2 separate regions of the Homo sapiens genome follow, and region 2 is linked to region 1. Evidence: chromatin loops called from intact Hi-C (ENCODE). Cell type or tissue: K562. All regions are shown on one strand. Each heading gives the region's core, and the rest is flanking DNA. Links, peaks and the distances in the headings are about the cores only.

The links. A loop is a pair of places that touch in the nucleus more often than their neighbours do. Peaks named below come from ENCODE experiments on the same cell type or tissue, not always from the same donor. Only the 100,000 strongest peaks of a DNase experiment are listed, where the experiment ranks them.
Region 2: it touches region 1 in a loop (3-fold over the local background); 2 of 110 quality-filtered maps call a loop at or near these places.

The regions. Positions count from the first base shown.
Region 1 is chr4:158,620,048-158,630,547 of GRCh38, forward strand. RXFP1 (relaxin family peptide receptor 1) reads left to right here. Exons shown (of 18, transcript NM_021634.4): 10 at 6,773-6,844; 11 at 8,591-8,662. Among named protein-coding and RNA genes, the nearest start is that of C4orf46, 47 kb to the right of the region's middle. In K562, for the core only: a CTCF peak has its summit at 5,050 (motif pointing left); a DNase peak (open chromatin) is centred at 5,054.
Region 2 is chr4:159,441,142-159,451,641 of GRCh38, forward strand. No RefSeq gene overlaps it. Among named protein-coding and RNA genes, the nearest start is that of MIR3688-1, 320 kb to the left of the region's middle. RefSeq lists an enhancer at 5,756-5,805. In K562, for the core only: a CTCF peak has its summit at 5,541 (motif pointing left); a DNase peak (open chromatin) is centred at 5,530.

The DNA of each region.
Region 1 (10,500 bases), core at 4,105-6,604:
CTTCCAAACAGAGACATTAAAATGCTTATGATTAATAAGTTAAGTAATATAGTGGAAAGATGGATAATATGCACGAACATAAAGAAAATGTCAGCAAAAAGATGGAAACTACAAAAGAGAAACAAAAAATTATTTCAACAGCCTTAGCAGCAGAATGAACACAGCTAAGGAAAGAATCAACAACCTTGAAGATATGTCATAGAAAGCTTTCAAATTGAAACGAAAGAAAAAGAGACAAAAATAAAGGCAAAACAGAATCCAAAAGCTGCAGGATAATACAATTGTCTAACAAATGTGTAAATGGAGTCACAGAAAAAGAATAGAGGAAGAACAGGACAGAAGACAAGCTGGAGAAATAATAGCCAAGAATTTTGTTACATTAATATAATGCAACAAACCAGAAATCTAAGAACCTCAGAAAAATCCATGCAGAAGTCAAGAAAAACTAGATAAATTATAGTCAAACTGCTGAAAACCAAAGATAAAGAAAAGTATCTTAAGGCAATCAGAGAAAACAGAAACATTATACACTGTAAAACAAAGACAAGAAAAACAACTTTTTTTTAAAAGCCAGAAGGACTATGGTAATATTGGCGAAAAAGATTTCAGAACAAGGACTATCACCAGGGATAAAGAGCGATATCATATAATAATAAAAAGATCAATTAAGCAAAAATATGTGATAATCTTAAATGAGTAAACAGTTTCAAAATACATAAAGTGAAAACAATAGAACTGTAAAGAGAAATAGCTAAAAGTCAAAGGATGTCATTTAAAGCTGATGAATCTTTGGCCGGGCATGGTGGCTCACACCTATAATCCCAACACTTTGGGAGGCCGAGGCAGGAGGATCCCTTGAGCTCAGGAGTTTGAGACCAGCCTGGGCAACATAGTGAGACTCTGTCTCTATTAAAATTTTTTTTAAAAAATTAGCTGAGCGTTTAGCTGGGCGTGGTGGTGGGCACTTGTAATCCCAGCTACTCGGGAGGCTGAGGCAGGAGAATCACTTGAATCCTGGAGGTGGAAGTTGCAGTGAGCTGAGATCACACCATTGCACTCCCGCCTGGGCGACAGTGAGACTCTGTCTCAAAAAAAAAATAAAAAATAAAAATTACCTGAGCATGGTAGCATGCACCTGTAGGCAGTCCCAGCTACTCAGGAGGCTGAAGTGGGAGGATAGCGTGAGCCTGAGAGATCAAGGCTTAAATGAGCTATGATTGTGCCACTACACTCCAGCCTGGGCAACAGAGGGAGACTTGTCTCTGGAAAAAACAACAACAACGGACAAATCCATAGATTAGATAGACAGTGGTATTCCCAAGGTGAACACTAATAAAAAGCATGTAATTAACCAATATTGTATGGTAAAGAGAGGCAGAGGAGCAGAGAGGAAGACAATGTACACAAATTTTATCATTTCTTAGTATCATCAAAAGAAAGAAGGTATAGTGCATTGAGTAAAGTTACAAAGATTGCCAATAGAATATACAAAGCTTTGTAAATATCATAAGAAATAAATTTTTTAAAACACCATTAGGTTAAGATAAATATTAGACACAAAAAAAACCTGAGGTGAAAGTTTTTTAAACCTATGGAATCGTGTAATAATATTTTTAAAAAACAGACTAAGGCCAACTATATTAATCATATCAATAAATATAAGTAGGCTAAACTCACCTATTAAAAGGAAAAAGACTGGGAAAGAAGACCTGGGAAGATATTTCTCAAAAAATACTTAAAAATGGCCAACAGGCATATGCAAAAATGTTCAACATTACTAATCATCAGAGAAATGCAAATCAAAACCACAATGAGGTATCACCTCACACCTGTTAGAATCTCTATTATCAAAAAGACAAGAGATGACGAGTGTTGACAAGGTTGTGGCTAGAAAGGAATTCTTGTGCACTGTGGATGAGAATGTAAATTAGTACAGCTATTATGGAAAACATATGGAGCTTCCTCTAAAAATTAAAAATAGGACCAGGTGCGGTGGCTTACGCCTGTAATCCCAACACTGTGGGTGGCAGAGGTGGGTGGATCACTTGAGGTCAGGAGTTCGAGGCCAGCCTGGCCAACATGATGAAACCCCATCTCTACTAAAAATACGAAAATTAGCCGGGCATGGTGGCAGGCACCTGTAATCCCAGCTACACAAGAAGCTGAGGCAGGAGAGTCACTTGAACCCGGGAGGCGGAGGTTGCAGTGAGCCAAGATCACACCCCTGCACTCCAGCCTGGGCGACAGAGCAAGACTCCATCTCAAATAAAAAAAAAAATTAAAAATAGAACTACCATATGATCCAGCAGTCCCACTTCTGGGTATATATCCAAAGGAAATTCCATTAGTATGTCAAAGAGATATCTTCACTCCAATGTTCATTGCAGCATTAGTCACAATAGCCAAGATATTAGTCAACCTTAGTGTCCAATGACAGTTGAATGGATAAAGAAAATGTGGTAGATATATACAATGGAATACTAGTCAGCCTTAAAACAGAGATCCTGCCATTTTGACAATATGTGTGAACTTAGGGGACATTATGCTGAGTGAAATAAGCCAGAGACAGAAAGAAAAATACTGCGTAATCTCATTTATACGTGGAATTTCTTTTTAAGTTGAACACATAGAAACAGAGTAGAATCGTGGCTATGGGTCATGGCAGGGGGAATGAGGAGATGTAGGTTCAAGGGTACAAAATTACAGTTATGAGATGAATAAGCATACAGATCTAATGTATGGCATGTCTATAGTTTAATAACACTGTATTGTATAGTGGAAATTTGCTAAAAGGGTAGAGTTCAGGCACTCTTACCATAAAAGAAATTAACTATGTAAGGTGATGGGTATGTTAATTTGCTTGGTTGTAGTAATCAGTTTACTATGTACTGTATATCGAAACAGGCTATATACCTTAAGTATACACAGTTTTTAAAAGTATGTCATGTAATTGCAAACAAAAGAAAGCAGGCATCATATATTTTATCTAAGTAGGTGGAATTCTGGCCAATGTGCATTAAACAACACAATGACATTTTAATGCTATAACTGCCAATGTCCAATAAAAGATATCACATTATAAGTCTATACACACCAAAGAAATTAATATAGCAACCAAAACAAAAGAAAATGTAGACATACATAAGCAGTAAGAAATAATCCACCACTGGGTCAGGTGCGGTGGTGCATGCCTGTAATCCCAGTACTTTGGGAGGCCCAGGCGGGTGGATCACCTGAGGTCAGGAGTTTGAGACTAGCCTGACTAACACGGTGAAACCCTGTCTCTACTAAATACAAAAAAAAAAAAAAAAATTAGCCAAGCATGGTGCCTGTAATCCCAGCAAATCAGGAGGCTGAGGCAGGAGAATCACTTGAATCCAGGAAGCAGAAGTTGCAGTGAGCCGAGATTGTGCCATTGCACTCCAGCCTGGGCAACAAGAGTGAAACTCCATCTCAAAAAAAAAAAAAAAAAAAAAAAAGATAATCCACTACTTCTCACTCCATAAAAGATCAAGTAGAACCAAAATAAATAAATAACATAATTAGTAAGTTAATGCTAATCAGTGTATATCAAACTTCAGTGCCCCTTCTCAATAACAGAACTGCTTTCTTTGGGACAGCAACATAACTAGCTAAAATACTACATTCCCACACTTCTCTGCATTCACATATAGGATATGTCTTAAGTTCTGACTAGGGAGGTCGAAGTATTACAGTGTAGAACTTCAGGAAAATCTCCTTAAAGAGAAAGATGCAAGTCCTTTCTTTTCCTTCTTTATCCAGAAAACAAAAAACTGAATATGATGGCTTGAGCTTTAGCAACATCTTGTACCATGAAGACAAGGGCATGTGATCAGTGAATATGAAAGATCCTGGGTTTCTAACAACTTTGTAAAACAACCATATCAGCCCTGAACTGCCCAACTCTAGATTTTTTTTTCCTGGGGGGAAAAAACCCCAACAACTCTGCGTATTTATGCTATTATAGATGGGTCTCTGTTATATGTACGTGCACCTAATCCTAATAGATATGAACTTGAAAGCAAAGAATGCCCAAAGAACATTCACCAAAATTGACCATATATTTTAGGACATAAACATACACAAACCAAACTCAAGAAAACAGATGGAGGGATTAGCCTAAAACAGGAGAAGGGTCATCTCTTCCTCTGAGACTAGAAAGAGACCAGGTGCATATACAGGTAAGTTTACAGATGTCAGGCAGCAAGTCAAGGGCTTTTCCCTTCTTCATCACCTCAGTTTTCTCTGTGAAATAGGAGCCAGAAATGTAAAAGGTAGAGGAGGAAGCAGATAGAGAGTAAGATTTTCATGTTTTGAATGCCACTAAGGGACAAGTTGAGGGAGAATAGACAAGATTATAGTCTTTGTCTTTTGTTATTGTTGTTATTCAGATTGAAGAACCACCAAAGTTTTCATTTTTATCCAATTCTACCAGGTATAAAGGGAAAAATAAAATGGTTAGTCTCAGAGGCTCATTAGATAGGAAGGGTGGTGGTTTAAACACAGTAAAAAATAGAAATAAAAATAAAAAAACCTTCGTTAACTCCATTAAAGCTTGCAGCTAGGGAGCAAGAAACAGATTTTTTGTTGTTATTTTGATTTTGTTGTTGTTTTTGCTTCAGCTAAGAGGTATGCTGCAAACCAGATCCCTGCTTATCAAGGACTAAAACCCCTAACTTTAGGAAGAAAATATACATATTCATATGTATGCTCATATACAGGCCCATAGAAACACATCATACAAATGTGACCCCAAATGTTTTTATTATTAACACAGGAGGGGGGAAAAACAGTAAATAAACAACCCAAGGTTAAAATAAATTCAAAATTAAACTACCAATTTAATCAAATGTCCTAATTTGTGCCCCAATATGTGCCTCTTTTTGATTTTCACAAATTAGTAAATTAGTACTAACAAATATTTTTGCCAGCCTAATAGAAAACAGTTACGTAAGTAACTAAATAGGAACATCAACTCACCTCATTAAGCGCATTTTGTGAGACTTAAGAGAGCATCACCACCTGGTGGTAGATTCAGGGTAATGATTAGCAACCAAATAGAAGGAAATGGCCAGTCCCTGTCACAGATAACATACATTATGAGAGACCAAAAGCCTTGGCCAAAACTAAGACCAAAAAAAGTAGCACTATAAGTGATTAGCTTCCAACTTAATAGAATAACAGAAATTTGGAAGGGTGATCTAGAATCCACATTTAAGATTCTAATACAATATCCCATGTAGTACAAAAATCCTGTCTACAAAACTATAGAGATATGATACATTGTCTGTGCTAAATACCTGTAGTAAAAAGAAACAACTTCTCTGGATATCATAGATTGCTAGATAGGTTTAAGTTGGGTTTAAATTTGAAACTTTTTATGTCCCTCGATCAGTCAATCTAATTTTGCAACCCAATGCAACATAGAAAACCCCTGATATATTCTATAGCCTGACTTCAAATATATCTCTCATTTTGTTTTTGTTTGTTATAAATAACACCCCATATTCTTCAATTGCCTTGATTTCTAGATACCGTACATCCTGGTCTTCCAGATTTTACAGATATATTTGATTTGTCAGCATCTATTTTTAATGCAGCACCTAAAATAAAACTGACTCACATGTTGGCAGTGGAGTATAGGCACTTCTATTAATACTTTCCATGTTTCCTTTCAGATTTTAATAGCTGTATCACACTTCTGCTCACATGTTTTAGTGACAATTATTCCTGAACAGCTTTATGTTACATGGTGACCAGTAAGCTGAGTGTTAGAAGAGGCTGAATAGATTTAAGGGCCGGCATTTACTTTTGAAAGTCTATCCCTAAACCTCAGCTCTCTTCCTCTGCTCTATAAAGTTCCACCATATACTCACTTATGAAAGAAGAGGAACAATAAAAGAGTAACTTCAAGATAACCACGAAGAGACAGTAAAACATAAAAATTTTGATACATTTTTATGCTTAGACCATAAGGAGGTTTATGGTGACATAGGCATCACACAGCAAGGGAGCCCCAGGAGGATTATATTTAGATATCTATATAGATAGATAGATAGATAGATAGATAGATAGATAGATAGATAGATAGATAGATAGATAGATAGATGTAGAGATAGAGATATATGCAGCTCTCTGAATTGGAGATGCAGAACCTAAGGCAGTCTGCTGTTTGCTCTCTGTCTGCGCTGGCCTTTGAGACAATATAAAAAGCAAATAAGGGTATTCCCAATAGTAAAAGATTATTGAGGATTTTTTCTGGGGAGTGATTAGGCTGGAAAGGTAGGAGCTAAATATTGTTTTGGCAGCAGCAGCTTTTGCAACAATAATAGAATCTGATGCAGACTGTAGCAAAATAAAATCACACCACTTAGGGAAATGCCATCGGTAACTTTGGACAAATGTTTCATATGGTTCATTATGAAATATCGGTTAATAAATTAGGTGTTTATCATAACAAATGTTTTCAATTTGACTTCTTGTTCTTTTCAATTTCTCATATACATGCCCGTATGCACTCATGATACAGATGGGACGCAAAACATTTTTACCTTTAACATAGAAAAAAGTGTATAATATAGATATTTATATATATAATTTCAGCTGTAATAGAAATGGCTACAAGTGAGAGTCTATATGAAATAAACAGTATGTAAAGAAAAGATATTTTATTAGAAGGCAAATAATTTTAACCAATTTATTTCTCTCCATGATTAAGATTTAGCTGTATCGTTTTATTTTTATGTTCCAGGGACCTTGAAGGCAACCATATCCATAATTTAAGAAATTTGACTTTTATTTCCTGCAGTAATTTAACTGTTTTGTAAGTAATATGCTATGCTTTTGAAGTAATATTATCTTTTCTTACAAATAAAATTTAAAAACACCCATTTTATGGAAAAAAAATCCCAAAGAACATCAAGAGTCTGTTGTTGGATCTCAGTTTGAGAAACACTAAATTGAAGTCTTAGCCTATAAGAATGTTTATCCTTTGCAAATTATTATGGTATAAATTAAGTTTTTCTTTACAATTGTGAAAAAATAGTTACAATCAAAATGAAAAACAAAATACTGCTGAATGTTCACAACCTTGAGGATGTAATTATGGACATCAAGATAAACCTTGAAGTGTTAATGAGTGTAATTCCTTCTTATGCATCTCTGGCCTATTTTAAATTCACATGGTATTTTCTGTTAAAAGTAAAGGATGTTAGGTCTTCCTTCAGTAAAAAAAAATCCAACTCTCCTATTCACAGCTTATTTTACCAGAATGTTTTTCAAACTATGGATTGCAACTAATAAGTAGGTGATGAAAGTAATATATAGCACAATTTATTATACCCTTGTCAGCATTTTTAAGGGAAACAGAATTTAATTGAATAGATTATATCAGACTGCAATGCAGATAATAAATGTATTGTTTCATGAGCCTTAGGGTGTGTGTGTGTGTGTGTGTGTGTGTGTGTGTGTGTGTGTGTGTGTTTTATGATCCAATATAAAACACATTTTTTACTGTGTGTTACCACAGGAATGATTTGAAAACCATTATCCTAGACTACACAGGACCCCTGTATATAGGCGATACAATAGCTCCCACTGATATTACCATATGTTTTCTCCAATTCCCCCCATTCCAATGGGTTCCAATGAGTTCCAGTTTGAACTCCTCCTGAGTTCAGCAATCTTCAGGTACAGGGTGCTTGATATAAATAATGCAAAATAGTGTATAGTAATTGCCCAAAGGAAACCAAATTGCACCTGAAGGACACAGAACAAATAGATATCTGAAAAACTTAGAATTTCTTTTCTATTGTACTTGTATTTATTTTTTAAGGAAACCTCTGTATTAAGAGATTATTTGTGGATTTCCTCTTGGCAGGTGTTGTGCTTTTAAGGTCCAAGAATATTGGGAAATGGTGGTAATGGTTTGGAGTGCAGTGAGGAAATAAATGGGAAAGGACAATTTGAAGACATGTCATACAATGTTTAAAAAATTAAAAGCCCTTTAAAACTTAGTTCTGAGTTGGTCCTCTAGGCTAGCTGGTAACACATGAGATCAGTGCAGAAATGTCAAGAGTTAAACAGACTGATTCAGCATCCCAAATTAGAGATTCTTCTAAAGGGGTTCAGCTAAGAGTGGACTTCCTTAGGCAGATCCGCCCGAAATCACATCAAGTAACAAATGAGTAGGAGTGCTGTGGTGGGTGGGCTATTTTGTTAGACAGTCATGCTATGCAGACTGAAAAGACAAGTCTAAAACAGCTCCTATGCTCTTGGTTGCAAGATATGCAGTCTGTATTCTCAAAAGTTGGGGTTTTCACCATTTCTCGTGCAAAGCTCTTCCTCCCTATTTCACTTAAAATTTTGAATTTCTATTATTATCATCATCAAAACATTTGAGAAATTTAGGATTAAAATTAAATTGGATAATTTATACTACTTCAAAATGTCTTTATGTGAAAAATGTACTGTATATTCATTATCTTTGTTTCTGCATACCGTTCCTCTCTTTAGTAATTCTTGTCGGTTACCTAAAGAAGTTACAATGTATTTTTCTTTTTACTTTCAGAGTGATGAGGAAAAACAAAATTAATCACTTAAATGAAAATACTTTTGCACCTCTCCAGAAACTGGATGAATTGTAAGTATGACTGAACATATACTGATAAGAATTTTCTTTCTACTGTTTTTTCACACTTGTACTTACATGTGTTTATACATTTAAGAAATATTACTTATCTCCTCTTTCTAAGCATTATTTACATATATACACCTCAAGCCACAAAGGAATTCAGATGGCATACAAAAAATATGGAAAATAAAAATATAAATATTTGAGGAAAGTGGGTTAAAGGAAACACAGCTGTAAAGAAATAATAAAGCCAGTATAAAATTAATAAATAAAATACATTCTACACCACTCTGTTCTACTCCTAAAGAAGGACGGTAAATTTATGGGGGGTTTTTTGTTTTGTTTTTGTTTTTTGTTTTGTTTGTTTTGAGACAGGGTCTCACTCTGTCTCCCAGGCTGGAGTGCAGTGGCATGACCTCGGCTCACTGCAACCTCCGCCTCCCAGGTTCAAGCAAATATCCTGCCTCAGCCTCCTGAGTAGCTGGGATTACAGGTGCATCCCACCATGCCCAGCTAATTTTTGTATTTGTAGTAAAGATGGGGTTTCACCATGCTGGCCAGGCTAGTAAATTTGTTATTATGTTTCCTAAAGGATTAGGATTCAGGGACCATAAGATTAGAAGATACCACTTTGCTGATTTGAAACCAAAGGATAATCTTGTATCCATAAGGAAATTAGACACTACTGTGGATAATATTCCTACCTATAATAATGGAAGAGATAAATTATTTTTATAATGCCCCTTTTTAATGCCAATGACATAATTCTAAAGGGCACTATAACAATTCTATGATGAACCAAAGCCCGTGGTCTAAGTACATTGTAGTTGATTTTCAGAATAAAATAGATGTAGAACAATGGATGAAGTGCTTATCCTTCAGACCATTTTTTTATATTTTAGTGTCAATTTTTTTCTTTTCATTTTTTGTTTGCTTTTTTTCTAGTACCAGGGTGTCACTCTGTTGCCCAAGCTGAAGTGCAATGGTACAATCATAGCTCACCGTAACCTCGAACTCCTTGGACTCAAGTGATCCTCCCACCTCAGCCTCCTGTGTAGCTACGACTATAGCACACCACCATGCCCAGCCAATTTTTTTTTATTTTTTGTAGAGACAGGGTCTCTGTGTTGCTGGGGCTGGCCTAGAACTCCTGGCCTTAAGCAATCCTCCCGCCTCAGCTTCCCATACTTTTGGTATTACAGACTTGAGCCACTGTGCCCAAGTAGTATCCATCTTCTGGAAAGAATCTGAATGTGGACAGAGCTACTTGTTTTGACAATTAGCTAGACAGAACACTGATTTATTAAAACTTTTCCATAAAAATTAAAGAATACAATTAGAATGTTATGAAAATAACACCAGGACACCTTACTTGGGCACTCAAGAAGTTACAATGTGTTTTTCCTTATGCTAGGTAGAGGGAATACATGTACCAGGAGCAGGAACGTTTCTCAGGTAACAATCCTGCATTCTGCCCCAAAACATCAGGGAATGAGCCATTAAAAACCCAACATTTTATCTGTAGCCTGAAACACTTTTGGTGGTCAGTACCAATCATTCACAAAATGTGCAGGAAAATCTCAAAAACAAATAGACCCAACCATCTGTTGTAGCAACTCCTGGCACGTGATAATTGAACCATATCATCAGCACATAGGAAAGTAGTCTAAATAGTAGGGGGAGATGCAGCTGGATGATCCAAAGTATTATCTAGACATTAGAATACAAGTTAGTCAAGGAATACTAACTATATACTTTTTCTTGTTTCATCCACTTGAAATCATACCTGAATATCAAGGGACAGTTCCTTCAAATCCTAGCCTTCATGGTGGCAGTCAGGTGCAGAT
Region 2 (10,500 bases), core at 4,426-6,925, 820 kb after region 1:
GTTGGAGATCCAGGAAGAGCCAACGGGCAGTTTAAGTTTGAAGGCAGGAAATAGTCAATGCCCCAGGTGGAAGGCAGCCAGGCAGAAAGAGTTCTCTCTTACTCAATGGAGAGTCAGCCTTTTGTTCTATTCAGGCCTTTGACTGATCTGATGAGGCTCACCCACGTTAAGGAGGGCAATCTGCTTTATTCAGTCTAGGGATTTAAATGTTAATCTCATTTAAAAACATCCTCACAGAAACACCCAGAATAATGTTTGACCAAATTGGGCCACAGGTGGGCACTCTGTGGCCCAGTCAAATTGACACGTAAAGTTAACCATCACAGGCTGCCATACCAAAGTACCAAAGACTGTTGTTTAAGTGTCTTAAACAACATAACTGTATTTTCTCACAATTCTGGAGGCTAGAATTCCAAGATCAAGATGTTGGTAGAGTTAGTTTATTCTGAGGCCTCTCTTCTTGGCTTGTAGATGGCCATCTTCTCCCTTTGCCTTCACATCGTCTTCCCTCTGTGTGTGCTTGTATTCTAATTGTCTCTTCTTATAAGGGCACCAGTCATGTTGGACTAGGGCCTACCCATGTGAACTCATTAATTACTTCCGTAAACACCCCATCCTCACATATAGTCACATTCTGAGGTACTGGGACTTAGGACTTTGCTATATGAATGGTGAAGGAGTGAGGAGATGCAATTCATCCCATAACACAGCGGAAGTGCCTTTTTTTTTTTTTTTGAGATGGAGTCTTACTTTGTCCAGGCTGGAGTGTGAGGGCATGATCTTGGTTCACTGCAACCTCTGCCTCCCAGGTTCAAGCAATTCTCCTGCCTCAGCCTCACGAGTAGCTGGGATTACAGGCACTTGCCACCATGCTCTGCCAATTTTTGTACTTTTAGTGGAGACTGGGTTTCACCATGTTGGCCAGACTGGTCTCAAACTCCTGACCTCAAGTGATCTGCCCGCCTCAGCCTCCCAAAGTGCTGGGATTACAGGCATGAGCCACCACGCCTGGCCAGAAGTGCCATATTCGTTAATAAAGGTGTGTAAGATCTGAAAGTAGAAACAGAGTTTAGGATGTAGATTGTACTGGGAAGGCACAGGAATGGAACTAGACAGATAGGCACATGTACAGCTTGATTGGTCAAGCACGGTATCATATAGAATCTATAATAAATATTTAGTCCAGGGGCCCAGCTATCATCATTAAGTCCAAAAGAGAATGTAGGTACTTCCTAGGGGTATAACATAATGTCCTTCAAGAATATAGAACTAAGGACAATAAGACTACTCTGAAAGAATTAAATACATAACTATTCAAGAATCATCAGCATAAATATACATAATATAATCTTATAGTCCAGATCAAGTCTTGACTAAAATTATTGGCATATTTCTTTTCTTTCCCCTACAAAATACTATGTTAATTAATGAAGTGGGAGAAATTGGTCATCCATAGAAACATCAAAAACAAAAACAGATCAGCCTGTTTTAGGGGCAAATGTTGGCAACGACCACATAGGTGCACTCTGGGTAGAGAACATCTTGACCCAATGACTTGTCAGTTCTTTGAGCAGATAATATACCTTTTCTTGAGAGGATTGCATCATGTTTTGAGAGCCTGATAGTTTAACATTTAGATCTGTTAACTAACTCACATGTAAACCAGTGAGACCTGGTAACCTGAGAAGTTTGGCTATAGGAACAAAATATGCTGGCTAGATAATATGAAGTGCTAAACCCCTAACTAAATATATTTCTTGCTGAAAGTTTATAAATTGACACGCTGGCTTACACATGAGGATTTTGAAAGCTTTGTTACTATCAGTTGGTATCTTTGAACTTGGCCAATCATGAGACTTGGGAAAGTCAAACTTGTAGGTCTTTGTAAGAGTGAACTCTGTATTTTTGTTAATGTACTAAGGTACTGTCGCTCTTTGTGGCTTTGTGTCAGAAGCCTGAGGATAGTTTTGGCATTACTCCAACCTCATCATACCATTTGTGGTTGAATTTCTGCAATAATAATGGGGTATCTTAGTGTTAGTATAGACTATTACAACTGGGAACCATCAGCAGATCAGGGGCTCAGACACTGGGACCGTGTGTGTGTGTGTGTGTGTGTGTGTGTGTGTGTGTGTGTTTAGGATGCAGGAGAGGAGAATTTGGATGAGAATATGAGGTGAGCCCACAGGCAGAAGGGAATAAAGAAAGGCACTACTAGCTAATTTTTATATGCTATTTACTATGTGCCAGGTATTTTCCCAAGCTCTTTTATGTTTATTAACTCACTTAATTTTTATAAAACTCCATGGGGTAAGTACAATTGACTTCTTTATTTTAAATATAAAATTGAGACACTTAGAGGTTAAGTAAACTACCCAAGGTAGAGTAGGATTTGAACTCAGGATGTCTGGTTCTACAGTCTGTGCTTTTGACCATTAAACAACCATCATCATAGGATCATGTAAGAATTCCAGTGACTAGGAAAAGATCTCAGAGCTGGCATCTGGAATTACTTATCCCTGAGTGCTAGAGGCGGTGACTTTGTACCCCTCCTCCCTTGGGAAACTGCAGGTAACATCTTTAGTGTTTATTGAGTGACACTCTATGCTCGGTGTTAAGCTAGGCATTTTATACTATCTCCTAATAATTTAGGGTTAGTTCTAGAAGGTTCATAATGGAACCAAATGCCAGATGATGATGATAATAGTACTAATAAAAATATTGTGATACTCTATAGCAAAAACAATGATAATGAAAATAGCAGCTAATATTTGTTAAGGGCCTTCATTGTGCCAGGCATTGTGCTAAGCACCTTTTATACACTATCTCATTTATAACTTCCCCAAAGCCTGAGGTGAGGACTATCATTTGGTAGAATTGTTGCATTTTCCAGTTTTTTTTTCATTTAAGCCACAGAGAGGATAAATAGTTCACGAATGGCTCTGGTTGAGGGTAGAAGAGAACTGTAAGGAGGGAGAATCAGAATGGTTTTGAAAGTTGTGGAGATTAAATGTGTAAATATTTAGACAAGTGGTTTATATTATAAACAGCTATACGAATGAAAGATTGCTTATACTATCCACCCTGATTTTGCTGTATACTGAAAGCACTCAGAAACCAGCCGGCAGGGAACACAGTCTGCCCCATCCCACTGGAGGATGCTGGCAGCAAAAGCTTCCACCATCTGGCTTGGCAGTGCCAGGCTCTTACCTTGCCCAGGTGCCTGTGTGGATAAGATGGTGGGAGGGAAGGCAGAACCTCCGAATCCATAACTCCCAAATCCTCAAGGGAGACCAAAATATTATTCTGTTGCTTTCTGGAGTTCTCTCAATTTGAATTAAACTTTCCAGTTAAGTCCCATCCATTGGCCAAGTTAGTTTTTGGCCAACCCAATCTTACTATCTTCCATGGGTCCTGCTTGATGCTGCCTCTTCTGGAAGTGAGAATGGGCATTCATCCCTACCATGCCAATTTCTCAAGGGATAAAAAGGAAACTTCCACAAATATTTCACTTCAGTAGATGATGAAGATTCTATAAAGAGATCATACAACTAGGGAAATCTTCCCTTTTGATCATGTCACTTTCCTTTTCAAAAATCTCTGTAATTCTTCAGTGCTTGCAGAATCAATCCCCAAATCCACCAGCCATCATTCAAGGCCCATTAAAACCACACTAACTAACCATCCTTGTCCAGTCACTTCTGCCTCCTAGAGGTGCATGTGCAAGTGGGAAGTGATGGTGAAATTAACATCCTGGTGGTGAACCTCTGACTAATGGGAAACCAGACACCCTTTCCAATCCTACCAAGATGCATTTTATGTAACGTCTCAGGGGTGCAGTTCTACAGATCCAGCAATGAGTTGCATTTAGCTGTGGCCAGATCAAAAATGCATTCTTGTACTGGTTCTCCCTCCCTCCTTGCTTCCCTTCTCTTGTCACTCACTTCTGCTCCCTAATAAAGTAATAAATTATGTGCAAGGTCTCTTCTGCCTCAGGTTTTGCATTTTGGAGAAGCCAGTAAAAACAGTTAAGAACATAGTTTTTGAGATCCTTGTTCTCACTTGTCAAAAATATTATCATTAATCATAATATTATTTGTTTAAGAGCATGTAAGATTATTGAATAAGAGAAGGGCTCAGACTCCACATTGTGTGGTTTTGAATCCTGGCTTCACCACTTAAAGACTGCAACTGGGCTGTATGTGGTGGCTCACACCTATAATCCCGGCACTTTGGGAGGCTGAGGCTGGCAGATCACGAGGTCAAGAGATCGAGACCATTATGGCCAACATGGTGAAACCCTGTCTACTAAAAATACAAAAATTAGCTGGGCATGGTGGCGGGCACCTGTAATCCCAGCTACTCAGGAGGCTGAGGCAGGAGAATCACTTGAACCCGGGAGGCGGAGGTTGCTGTGAGCTGAGATCATGCCATTGCACTCTAGCCTGGGAGACAGCAAGACTTTGTCTCAAAAAAAAAAAGTGCAACTTTGCTGTGGTAAATATTATGGAACAACTTACTCAAACCTCATTTCACTCTCCTTCTAGATGGATATTGAAAGGTTAAAATCTATATTCTCCACACTCTAATGCAGCTAGCATTCTGGATGTGAGTTCATGTACTTGTGTGATATTTGAAAGGCAGAACTGAATCAGAGACCATTCTCCTCTTTCTTCTTGGCTTCTCTTACTGGCGAGCAAGGCTGCGAACAATTCCCACAGAGTCACCCTCCATTATCCTGGGTGTTGACAGACAGTTACAATGATAGAATGATCTAAATGTTTCCTCTCCTGATCCTTGGCCAGAATAAAATGAACAAGAAAATACACTCAATTGGCAACAGACCATGAGTTAAATAATTAGTGAATCTGAAAGTGGGACTTTCAGAATAATAGCTTTCAAGGAATAACAGCAGAATTGGCCTGAAGACTGGAGTAATTGAAAAAGTAGATATGAGCGGCAACTTACCTCTTTTGAAATAGTGTTTCTCCTGACTGGAGGACTTACTTGGAGTTTAATCTTTACCTGCTCTTACCATGTGATGATAGATAAAACACTCAGACTCTCTGAGGGTTCAGTTCCCCATCTATAATATGTAAATGATGAGCCCAACCTGGTGTGAGGGTCACGGGTGTGAAAGTGACTGTAGAGGGTGTCTACCTCTGTCTTTGCCGGTGTGTATGTCTGTACATCTGTGTGAGTGCATGTGTGTGTGTAAATGCATCTGTGTAGGTCTTTGTGCCTTTATCTGAATGTATGTTTCATGTTTCTAGTTTGTATGTCTTTGAGTTTTTACGGGCATGTTACTGTGTGCATGGGTGTGTGTGTGTGTGTGCACATGTGCTAGTTTATATATACATATCTATTTTGTGAAGGTGTGTTATGTACGTGATGTTGGACGGATGTCTCTCCATGTAACTGAAAACATGTATGTACATGGGTAAGTTTTTGCCTATGCTTCTCTATTTGTGTGATTTCAGTAACACTCTAGTGTACAGGCTCAGAACCTCCTATAGAAATGTACAGAGCACCCTCTAGTGTTCAACAGGAGACAGTGCCTTGCCCACAACAGAGAGCAGGGCCTAAATTGCCTTCCATAAAGCAATGGTCCGCACATGCCCATGGCTGGCTTTCTGGGACTGTCCTTAAGAGGCAGAGGTGGATGGTCTGGAGTGGGGTGCCCCTGTGACAGAGAACTCTGTACAGAATGTGACTCACAGGAAGGTGCTTGATGATGTGAGGTGAAAAGCAGCATCTGCTGCCTGTGGGGACAGGATCACCAGGGAGCAAGTAGGGCATAGGGATAAGAGTTTATTATGCTTCATTTTCATTTGGCGAGTCAGTGGGAAGGTGGTTGGTATATAATCAGATTGCAGTGGCAAGGAAACTTACCTCTGTTCTGTACATCTGAGGATCCGCACTCGAGAAGCTGATCCCAGAATACGCTATATTCCTATATGGCTCTGTATAGAGAATGTTGGGGCGGACAGCATCTGAAGTACATAGGTGCTGCCTATGGAATGTTTACTCTGTGCCAGGCACTGGACTAAATCCTTTAAGTATTATGTTATTTGATTCTGTAAACAACTACACAAAGTGAATACTATTAATATGTCCATTTCAAAGATGAGAAAATTGAGGTCTAGCAAAACTAAATAATTTGTCCAAGGACACACAGTTGAGAGGTAATAAAACCCGATTTTGAATCCAAATCATCTAAAATAAAAACACTGCTCTTAATCATTACAGGGCATTCCATGGTCCAAACCACCATTTTATAAAAGACAACATGAAAACCAGAAGCAGGGCACTGGCTGCCAATTTGACGTAAGATAACTGGAAGGAAAATGCTGATGACTTAAAGTATGTGAAATTTTGGCAAGGCTGCCAAGACCATTCAACAAAAAGGACAATCGTTTCAGTAAATGATGTTGGAAAAATACCCACGTACAAAAAAATAAAGTTGGAGCCTTGCTTTATACCATGCACAAAATTAACTCAAAATGAATCAAAGACCTAAACATAATACTTAAAATTATAAAACTCTCAGAAGAAAACACAGGGAAAAAGTTTCATGATATTGGATTTGGCAATGACTTTGTGAATATGATACTAAAAACACAGATATCAGAAGAAATAGATAAATTAGACTTGATCAAAATTAAAAACTTTTAGGAATCAATGGACACTCAATAGAATAAAAAGACAACACGTGGAACTGGGGGAAATATTTACAAATCTACATTTGATCAGGAGTTGATATACAGATTATATAAAGAACTTTTATAACTCAGCAACAAAGAACCAATTTAATTAAGAAATGAGGAGAAACAGGACAAAAATGTCCATTCTCATAACTTCTTCTCAACATAGTACTTGAAATCATGGCCAGAGCAGTTAGGCAAGGGAAAGAATCAGAAGGTATCCAAATTGGAAAAGAGGAAGTTAAATTGTCCCTGTTTGCAGATGATATGACTTTATATATAGAAAACTCTAAAAATTCCACCAATAAAACTCTCAGAACTGATAAACAAATTCAATGAAGTTGTAGGATACAAAATCAACATACAAAAATCAGTAGTATTTCTATGCTAGGCTTGATGGCTCATGCCTGTAATCCCAGCACTTTGGGAGGCTGAGGTGGGTGGATCACATGAGGTCAGGAGTTTGAGACTAGCCTGGCCAACATGGCCAAACCCCATCTCTACTAAAAATACAAAAATTAGCCCGGCATGGTGGTGCGTGTCTGTAATCCCAGCTACTCAGGAAGCTGAAGCATGAGAATCACTTGAACCCAGTATGTGGAGGCTGAAGTGAGCTGAGAGCGCACCAGTGCTCTCCAGCCTGGGTGACAGAGCAAGACTGTCTCAAAAAAAAAAAAAGGCTGGGAAAATTGGATATTCACATGCAGAAGAATGAAACTGAACCCCTATCTTTCACCATATATAAAAATCAACTAAAAATGATTTAAAGACTTCAGTATAAGACCTGAAACTATAAAGCTACCAGAAGAAAACAGGGAAGACACTTCATCAGCCTGGGCAATATGGCAAACCCCATCTCTACAAAAAATACAAAAATTAGCCATGTGGGGTGGTGCATGCCTGTCATCCTAGCTACTTAGGGAGTTGCGGTGGGAAGATCTCTTGAGTCCAGAAGGCAGAGGTTGCAGTGAGCCAAGATCACGGCATTGCACTCCAGCCTGGGTGACAAAGGGAGACCCTGTCTCAAAAGAACAAAAGCAAAACAAAACAAAACAGAAACACTTCATGACATGAGATTAGGCAAGAATCTTTTGAATAGGACCTTAAAACATAAACAACAAATACAAAGATAAAGACATGGGGTTACATCAAATTACAAAGGTTCTGCCTGGTGAAGGAAACAACAGAGTGAAAAGACAACCTGTAGAATGGGAGAAAATATTTGCAAACTATGCATCTGACATGGGGTTAATATCCAGAATATATAAGGAACTCAAGCAACTCAGCAGCAAAAAACAAACAATTCAACTACAAAATGGGCAAAAGACCATGTTGATTCAGCATTATTTACAGTAGCCCAGATATGGGCTTAACTTAGGTGTCTAACAATGGATGAATGGATAAAATGATAAATTGATAAAATAAATGTATAGTTATGCACTGCATTACAGCATTTCAGTTAATGACTGACCAGAAATGTGACGGTGGTCCAAAAAGATTACAAGGCAGCTGAAAAATTCCTATCACAGTGACATTGTAGCTGTCATAACAGTGTAACACAATTACTTTATTTTTATTTTTTTTATTATACTTTAAGTTTTAGGGTACATGTGCACAACGTGCAGGTTTGTTACATATGTATACATGTGCCATGTTGGTGTGCTGCACCCATTAACTGATCATTTACATTAGGTATATCTCCTAATGCTATCCCTCCCCCCTCCCCCCACCCCACAACAGGTCCTGGTGTGTGACGTTCCCCTTCCTGTGTCCAAGTGTTCTCATTGTTCAGTACCCACCTATGAGTGAGAACATGTGGTGTTTGGTTTTTTTTGTCCTTGCGATAGTTTGCTGAGAATGATGGTTTCCAGCTTCATCCGTGTCCCTACAAAGACATGAACTCATCATTTTTTATGGCTGCATAGTATTCCATGGTGTATATGTGCCACATTTTCTTAATCCAGTCTATCGTTGTTGGACATTTGGTTTGTTCCAAGTCTTTGCTATTGTGAATAGTGCCGCAATAAACATACGTGTGCATGTGTCTTTATAGCAGCATGATTTATAATCCTTTGGGTATATACCCAGTAATAGGATGGCTGGGTCAAATGGTATTTCTAGTTCTAGATCCCTGAGGAATCGCCACACTGACTTCCACAATGGTTGAACTAGTTTACAGTCCCACCAACAGTGTAAAAGTGTTCCTGTTTCTCCACATCCTCTCCAGCACCTGTTGTTTCCTGACTTCTTAATGATCACCATTCTAACTGGTGTGAGATGGTATCTCATTGTGGTTTTGCTTTGCATTTGTCTGATGGCCAGTGATGATGAGCATTTTTTCACATGTCTGTTGGCTGCATAAATGTCTTCTTTTGAGAAGTGTCTGTTCATATCCTTTGCCCACTTGTTGATGGGTTTGTTTTTTTCTTGTAAATTTAAGTTCTTTGTAGATTCTGGATATTAGCCCTTTGTCAGATGAGTAGATTGCAAAAATTTTCTCCCATTCTGTAGGTTGCCTCTTCACTCTGATGGTAGTTTCTTTTGCTGTGCAGGAGCTCTTTAGTTTAATTAGATCCCATTTATCAATTTTTGCTTTTGTTGCCATTGCTTTTGGTGTTTTAGACATGAAGTCCTTGCCCATGCCTATGTCCTGAATGGTATTGCCTAGGTTTTCTTCTAGGGTTTTTATGGTTTTAGGTCTAACATTTAAGTCTTTAATCCATCTTGAATTAATTTTTGTATAAGGTGTAAGGAAGTGATCCAGTTTCAGCTTTCTCCATATGGCTAGCCAGTTTTGCCAGCACCATTTATTAAATAGGGAATCCTTTCCCCATTTCTTGTTTTTGTCAGGTTTGTCAAAGATCAGATGGTTGTAGATGTGTGGTATTATTTCTGAGGCCTCTGTTCTGTTCCATTGGTTTATATCTCTGTTTTGGTACCAGTACCATGCTGTTTTGGTTACTGTAGCCTTGTATAGTTTGAAGTCAGGTAGCATGAAGCCTCCAGCTTTGTTCTTTTGGCTTAGGATTGACTTGGCAATGCAGGCTCTTTTTTGGTTCCATTTGAACTTTAAAGTAGTTTTTTCCAATTCTGTGAAGAAAGTCCTTGGTAGCTTGATGGGGATAGCATTGAATCTATAAATTACCTTGGGCAGTATGGCCATTTTCATGATATTAATTCTTCCTAGCCATGAGCATGGAATGTTCTTCCATTTGTTTGTATCCTCTTTTATTTCATTGAGCACACAATTACTTTTAAAAAATAAATTTAGCCTAAGTGTACAGTGTTTATAATAAAGTCTACAGTAATATACGGTCATGTCCTAGATATTCACATTCACTCACCACTAACTCACTGACTCACCCAGAGAAACTTTCAGTCCTACACATGCCATTCATGGTACTTGACTATACAGGTAACTGTTTAAAAAATCTTTTGTTTTTCAAGATGGGGTCTTGCTATGTTGCCCAGGCTGGAGTATAGTAACTATAGGCATAATCATAGCACATTGCAGCCTCAAACTACTGGCCTCAAGCGATCCCACCATATCAGTCTTCCAAATAGCTGGGACTACAGGCGTGCATCACTGTGTCTGGCTGATTTTAAGAATCTTTTATACCATACCATATTTCTATCATGCTTTTTTCAAATTTTTTATTTGAAGTTCAGGGGTACATGTGTAGGATGTGCAGGTTTGTTACACAGGTAAATGTATGCCATTGTGGTTTACTGCACGGATCATCCCATCACCTAGGTATTAAGCCCAGCATCCATTAGCTGTTCTTTCTGATGCTCT